Linked DNA regions of Mus musculus: region 1 is linked to region 2. Evidence: chromatin contacts called from ENCODE POLR2A ChIA-PET data. All regions are on one chromosome and are shown on one strand. The core of a region is the stretch at or near the end of the contact, and the rest is flanking DNA. Distances in the headings are between cores, read along the strand shown. Region 1 holds the start of Cct7 (chaperonin containing Tcp1, subunit 7 (eta)). Region 2 holds the start of 4933423K11Rik (a long non-coding RNA gene).

What was found. ChIA-PET counts read pairs that join two places held with the same protein, here RNA polymerase II (POLR2A).
Region 1: POLR2A ChIA-PET joins it to region 2 with 49 read pairs in embryonic stem cell. The contact joins the promoter of Cct7 here to the promoter of 4933423K11Rik in region 2. POLR2A ChIA-PET finds 5 or more read pairs at or near these places in 4 of 5 experiments (Patski and embryonic stem cell).

The regions. Positions count from the first base shown.
Region 1 is chr6:85,449,799-85,453,689 of GRCm38, reverse strand. Cct7 (chaperonin containing Tcp1, subunit 7 (eta)) reads right to left here and starts at 2,185. Exons shown (of 12, transcript NM_007638.4): 1 at 1,563-2,185. The coding sequence starts at 1,568. It overlaps Pradc1 (protease-associated domain containing 1), which reads left to right and starts at 2,388. Exons shown (of 5, transcript NM_001163427.1): 1 at 2,388-2,577. The coding sequence starts at 2,511.
Region 2 is chr6:85,373,494-85,377,052 of GRCm38, reverse strand. It overlaps 4933423K11Rik (a long non-coding RNA gene), which reads right to left and starts at 2,199. Exons shown (of 4, transcript XR_869208.2): 1 at 1,831-2,199. Rab11fip5 (RAB11 family interacting protein 5 (class I)) reads left to right here and starts at 2,419. Exons shown (of 6, transcript NM_001003955.2): 1 at 2,419-2,955. The coding sequence starts at 2,525.

The DNA.
Region 1 (3,891 bases), core at 936-3,435, 77 kb before region 2:
TAGTACCCTTAGAACCATAAAAGGCTTTAGTGTTTCGTCTTAATCTTCCTCTCCATTTTCCTTAGATCGTTTAAGGGACTGACTGGAAGAATCTCTTACAACACTGGCTGCTCTTCCAGAACTGGGGTTCCCTCCACTCCTAGCATCCACAAGGTGGGTCACCACATCTGTAACTCTAGTTCCAGAGATCTGACACCTCCATGGGCATTACATGTACATAGTAACCAGGCACACAGTAGTCATAACACCCACATACACTAAATAAAACAAAAGTCAATACTATCTATTAAACAATTAGTTGGAGGAGGCCCTGGAAGTGGCTCAGGGGTAAAGCTGCTAGATGCATAAGCCTAAGCACCAGAACTCATTACAAGTCTGTCATTGTGGTATATATCTGTAATCCCAGAACTGCTACAGCAAGATGGGAGGAAACAAGAGTCACCAGCAGCTCATAAGCTGTAAGTATGCAGCACAGCAGCAGAAACAAGAATCATCAATTTAGGTAAAACCCAAATGTGATGGTCTGGGACCCTTTGATAAAAGGTTTGCTACTTGTTTTGGCCAATGCTGGGCCACTGGTCATATCAGCAGCAATGATGCATATTTTACTGCAGCACATATGACTCATGGATTTATGCCTCAGCTCTGGTCTTCGCCGACCAAATCAATTTCAAGCGCTAGGGGTCAGGGAGCATGGACATGCTTCTGTAGGGACTCCTTCGGAGGAGAAGCTGTAATTTGGTAGCAGAGGGAGGACCTTACAGGTTTCCAAGTCTGTCTGGCATCTACGCATAGGAAGAAGCTGCAAAAGGCAGACAAAGGATTGACACTAAAAAGCAAAACTTAACGAGTGTGCTGATGCCAAACGCACAGGATTCTGTCTTGGAAGTTGACATTGCTCACTAACAACTCAGGTTTATCACAGGGGAACAGGGGAGGTATCTGACGCTGTCGGGGATAAAGGGTGATGCAGGAGGATTACAGGCAGACCTTTAAGAGACTCTCCTGCCTAAAGTACTCAGGTCGTCCCATCTTTGGTACTGTGTACATCAATTGCCCTTTTCCAGCACCAAGTACATTCGGGAGAACTAAAAATGCCCCCAACGAACAGGTTCCAACAGGAACGAAGGATTCTGTCTTTCCACATGCGGGAACGTAAACGACCACAATGCCAGGCAGGGCGTCACTTGGCCCAACCTAAAGACCCTCACGCTGCCTCTGTGCGCCTAGAAGCTCGCGCCTTCACTTCCGCACCTCCCAGGGCGATGTAACCCGGCCTTATGGTAGAGGTACAGAGCTCAACACACACTCGGTTCCGAAAACCCAAGCCTCCATTACGGGGAACAGGCTGAACAAGAGGTCTGTGGTCCCAAGCACCATGAGATCCATGGTTTCCAGGCCCAGCGGCATCGCGAGCCCCATTCGGCTCTCGCCAACAGCTTCAGTTTTGGATCAAGGCCGCCTCCGGCCGGGGAGCGGAAACGAGCCACTGTAGACACTCCGCATGGCGGGCCAGGGCCGCAGGGTCGTGGATGGCAGCGGATGCGCGGAGAGACACTCACCATCATCTTGGAAGCGGCTTCAGGTACCCGCAACTCGTCAGTTGTCCGCCTCGGGGCCGCCCACCCAAGCCCACAATGCTCCGCGCCGGAGAAATGCCCAGAAGCTTCTGGCGAGACGTTAGCCCGGGAGAGGAAGGGGCCGGACCACTTCCGCCACTCTATGGTTAGCTCCCGAGGTAGCCGGCTAGAGGAGTCGGAGGTCCAGGGACGCTCTAGGAACTCGCGTTAGCTTTGGCGGGGGTCATCGAGTCTCGCAGTGCTTTTGGTTTGTAAGGTGCGGTAAGGTCCCGCCTCAGCCCGCGCTCCCAGACGCCATGGTAGACGTGCAATGAGCTATCAGTACTGAACACCGGCTAGGAGAAGCACCTTAGGTGAGTGATCTCACTGCACCTGCTCAGCTCCGTGGCGAGGGAGCTCCGTGAGTTTCACAGGTAGCTTGGGAAGTTGGGAACAGTGTCCCGGGTCACAGGTGCGCGGCCCGCTCGGGCGCAGGAAATTTGCTCGGGTCGGCTTCTAGCTCTGTAGCGCCCCTTATCGGCCGAGGCGGCGCCGTGCCGCCTGCCCCTTCGCGCGAGGCCCGTCTCTGCCTGGGGAGGAGAGCCGTGGATCCCGCGCAACCCCGCGAGCCGCCCACCGCAGGTTCCGGGAGGCGCGTCTATAAGGAGGAGTGCGGGGGCGGGGCCGCGAACTGCAGTTGCTATTAAGAGTTTTGGCCAATCAGCGCCCGGTTCCACTTCTCCTGGCCAATAGGAAGTGGCCTAGGGCGCAGAGGAGGAAAGTGCGGCCACACGAACAGGCGTGGCGGCCAATCAGCCGCTGGCCTCCGTTCTGTGCTCCAACCGGCGCGGAGAGCGGGCCTGAGGGAGGCCGTGGCAGCTGTCAGGCTAAAGTCGGGCGAGGGATCGCGGCGGGACGGCGGCGGCGGCGGCGGCGGGACGGGCCCTGGAGATGAGCCGTGGCGCCGCGGGCTGGTGCTGTCTCGTGCTCTGGCTGCCCACGTGCGTCGCGGCCCACGGTGAGCGGCGACGGACAGGCGGGCGGGGCGGGAATCCAGCGTGCGCGCTTCCCGGGCTGGGGGCCACGGGTCACCTTGGGGACCCCGCGAGTTTGGGCCGCCCAGATCCAGGGACTAGACGGCTGCAGCGGGTGGATGCTGGTTCCCGGGTCAGTGAGTAGGCACAACCTGACAACCCCACCCCTCCCCGTCGAAACAAGAGCTTTCAGCTTTCCTCCCACTGAAGGCGACCCTGGTGACAGCTAGAGATCCAGAACGGAGGATGTGAGCGTTCTTATAGGCAGGAACACACATATGGGCTCACACGCACAGGCACCCACTTACACAACTCGAACATAAATGTACACACCTACGCGTTAAGTGAACACATGCATATACCCGAAGCTTATTAGATAAGCACATCAAATGCCAGACAGGGGTGTGCTTGTGGAAAGGGTTGCCTGGTGTTAATCCAGAAGGCTTCCTGGGGGGGGGGGGGGGTTATCCATCTGATGAAGTGTACCTACACTCAGGACAAAAAGCTGCAAGCCCCCTTAGCTCTGTCTGAGCTGTAATTTGGACCATAGACAGGATCAATTATAGACACAGCAATTGGATTGACTAACAGACCTGAGCTTCCATCCATCAACATTTACTTGCCTTTCTGGCAAGTTTAAAGAATCCAGGGACTCAAATCCAACTGAGAAAAAATATCCTAGCAAAGCTCTCGTGGTTTTTTTGGCCATTCTCTTGTTCAGGACAGCAGAGCTGGGCAGAGTTCTTTGTTTAGTAACCTTTACTGAGCAGCCACTGTGTCCTAGGCACTGGAGATTCATCTCTGTATAAAGCCACATACTTAAGGCTGGAGAGGTGGTTCAGTGGTTAAGAGCACTGACTGCTCTTCCAGAGGTCCTGAGTTCAAGTCCCAGCAACCACATGGTGGCTCACAACCATTTGTAATGGGGATCTGATGCCCTCTTCTGGTGTGTCTGAAGAGAGAGAGACCGTGTATTCACATAAAATAAATAAGTCTTTTTTAAAAAGCCACATACTTAGAATCACTGCTGCGATGAAAGAAGCTGACATAGAATATTATGAATCCACCATAATTACAGAGGAAGTATTAGCTGGGAGAAAGTATATTTTGAATGGGTGGAGGAAGGATAAGGCAGCATCTTTCTGAGAAATGACAGGTAAACTTTTAGGAAGACCCAAAAAGATAAAGACACTGAAAAGCCAGTACAGCTTTAACATGGGAAAGAGGAAACAAGAGTGGAGTGGGTATAGGAGTCAAATCAGGCAGGGCTTTCTACACCACAGCCAACAGCAGCATAC
Region 2 (3,559 bases), core at 950-3,449:
CAGTTATCGAGCCAGAGTGAGACCCTGGGGCTTCTCTCTGGAATACAACTGGAGTTGCTGGCAGGAAACAAAAATAAGAATTGAAGATAGGCGTGGTGGTGCTGATCTGGAGTCCCAGAACTCTGAAGGGAAAGTTAGGAGGGCTCGGGAGTTCAAAGCCAATTTATGGTGATTTCAAGGCCAGCCTGTGCTACAAAGACCCTATCTCAAAATTAAGTTACTAAAGGGCCTGGAATAGTGGAGAATACCTTTAATAGCAGCACTTGGGAGGCAGAGGGAGGACGATGCTTCTTGTGAGTTTGAGGCCAGCCAGTGTTACACGGTTAGACCCCGTCTCAAATAGAAAATTTAAAGTAAGTATAATCAGATAGGAAAGCTCAGTAGGTAGAGCAGGTAGCTGCCACAGAGCCTAATGACCTCAGGTGATCCAGTGAGAACTGAGGCCCAAGGATTGTTCTCTGACACCTTCTGCCCCCCGCAGAGACAGACAGACAGAAAGACAGACAGAATAAAGTAAAAGATATACCCCAGGATCTAGGAAGGGAGGACTTTTGAATTCTCTTTCTTCTCCCCTTCCGATGTTTTTAAAGTTTTATTATTATATTTGGTGTGAGAGAGTGTGCTACGGTGTACTTGTGGAGGTCTGAGAACAACTTGCTGGAATTAGCTCTCTCCTATCACGTGAGTCCTGAGGAGGATCGAACTCAAGTTGTCAGGTTTAGTGGCAATGAAGACACCTTGTTGCCTACTGTTTTGTTTTTGTCCTGAGTATATATGCATACATTATTAAAAAATATTCTAAGCCAGGCAGTGGTGATGCATGGCTTTAATCCCAACCCTTGGGAGGCAGAGGCAGGTGGATCTCTGTGAGTTCAAGGCCAGCCTGATTTACAAAGAGAGTTCCACAACATCCAAGGTTACACAGAGAGGCTCTGTCTTGAAAATTGAAAAAAAAAATCTAATTTAAGGGTAGGCTCTGAAAGTTAACAGAAAAAAGTAAAGGCTCACCATGTAGCCCAGGCTGGCCTTGAATTTGCCTTCAGAGTCCTGGGATTATAGGCTGTGCTACAACAGCTTCTTTGTTATGCATCTTAGGTAAATTTATCTAACCTATAATTCTGCCTTCTGGGAAACCAAATTCACATATAGGGTGGCTCTGAAGAATGAGTGAGGTCATGCACAGAAAGCTCATGAGTCAGTTGTTGGCCGACTCTTGCTGAAATTCAGCATCCATAATTATTAACCATTATCTTAATAATGAAACAAGTGTGCTGGCAGTTCTCAGAACACAACACACAGTAGGCAAGTATGAATGGATTTAGAGGTGGAAGATTAGTCCTGTGGTAGAATGCTTGTCTACTACCAACAAGGCCCTGTTTGCCTTGTTTGTATATAAGGCTAATGTTTTAGCTAGCCTGGAACTCACTATGTAGACCAGGCTGGTCTCAAACTCAAAAAGATCTTTCCTCCTCTGCCTCCCAAGTGGAAGTGCTGGGATTAAAGGTGAGCACTACTACACCTGGCCACACAAAAGTTTTAAAACCAGTGGGCACGCCTTTAATCCCAGCACTCAGTGGAGGCAGGAATTTAACAATTCGAGCCGTAATCTACATAGCAGGTTCCAGGAGAGCCAGAAGAGACTCCGTTTCCAAAAAAAAAAAAAAAAAAAAAAAAGGGAGTGGGGGAAAAATCAAAGCAGAAAAAGATTGTTTTAAGTCCCACTCCAGTGATTTCCCAGCGGCGGCTCTAGGTCATCACATATATGTAGAGAGTTGAAAATGGGAGCGCATGTGCGATTTAGGGGGTCTCTAGAGTAGGCATCTTATCTACCCTCAAATCCACGCCGAGCAGAATGGATCTTCGAAGCAGCGAGGGCTTTCAGGAGTACAGGAGCTTGCAGAAAACCCTGACACTGTCCAGGTAGAGCGCGGTGGATAGTTATGCAGAGAGGTTCGGCTCTCTAGCTTGGAGTCGCTGCCTAAACGGGGCGGGGCCATGGTGGTAACCACGCCCACCTCTCTGCAGAGGCTGCAAGCGGCCTTCGTCCCTAGCCCCCTCCATTTCTTCCTTTGCAGTTCCGCACTGTGCACAAGCGAATCCGGTCGTGATTAAGGCATGGCCAGATCTCAATCCTCTCCCCCAACACACGCAGAGGCCGCGCCCTTCTGCACCGGTCACCTTTTAGAAGAGCAGCGGGAGCTTGAGGTTCCCCCAGAGGGGCTGGGCCAGTGAGAAAGCCCCGCCCACATCTTTGCAGAGGCCGCGCCCCTCTCTGGGTTTCTTTAGCTCTTAGGCAGCTATATGCTGGTGGAACTGGGGGCGGGGCCTGGCCTGGGCCTAGGCGGGGCGTGACGTCGCGGGGCGGCCGGCCGCCCGGGAGGCGGGGCGGCGGGGAGGCGGCGGCCCGCTTGGCCCAGGCCAGCCCGCAGCTGCGGCGGTCGGTGCGCTGCAGGCGGCGCGGGGGAGCCGGCTCCTGACAGCATCCCGCGGCTGCCACGTCTGTCACTCTGTCCCAGGGTCCGCCATGGCTCTGGTGCGGGACCCTGAGCCGGCGGCCGGATCCTCCCGCTGGCTGCCCACGCATGTCCAGGTGACCGTGCTGCGGGCCAGCGGGTTGAGGGGCAAGAGCTCGGGCGCCGGCAGCACCAGCGACGCGTACACGGTGATCCAGGTGGGCCGAGAGAAGTACAGCACCTCGGTAGTGGAGAAGACGCAAGGCTGCCCGGAATGGTGCGAAGAGTGTTCGTTCGAGCTACCGCCTGGAGCCCTGGACGGCCTGCTGCGGGCACAGGAGGCAGATGCGGGCCCTGCGCCCTGGGCCTCCGGCCCCAACGCCGCCTGCGAGCTCGTGCTCACCACCATGCATCGCTCACTCATCGGCGTGGACAAGTTTCTGGGCCGGGCAACCGTAGCTCTGGACGAGGTCTTCCGCGCAGGCCGCGCCCAGCACACGCAGTGAGTCTGGGGCGCTGGGAGCAGGGACAAAAACGGTTGAAGGCCTAACCGGGCGGGGCTGGTTGGGACGTCTGGACCCGGTCCTCCCACTCAAGGACACAAACCCGTATACTGTTTGTTACTTCTCATTCAGCCTTCTGCCCTCCCCAATTCCCCCTGACTGTCTCCCCAGCAGCCTGGTGGGCCTGGAAGGCCTGATGGAGTTGGTGTAGTGACCAAGCGTTGGCAGTACATGGCCAAGGAAAGTTCGGAATGGGATTCTGAGGCTGTGGGAATTCAAGAAGGGAAATTTAAAGACTTCAGGGTCTGCCTTCTTTTCCTCAAAGAGGTGACTAGCCTGTAGGTAGTGGAGAGGAAGTCTCACCTTGTAGAAGCAGGAAGGTGAGGTGTTATCTTCCAAGGCAAGATTGAAGGGAGACACCCCAGCCTTCCCAGGGGTTACACAGGACACTTGGCCTTTGAACGTTCAGGGATACACCTCACCGTATAGACGTACTCTGTGACTCTGTCTTAGGGTACCAGGACTGAGAGCATTGGCCCACCTCGGAGTAAAGAAGGGTACATTTGAATCAGCTTGGGTCAGTGGGACAGTGGTTATAATGCC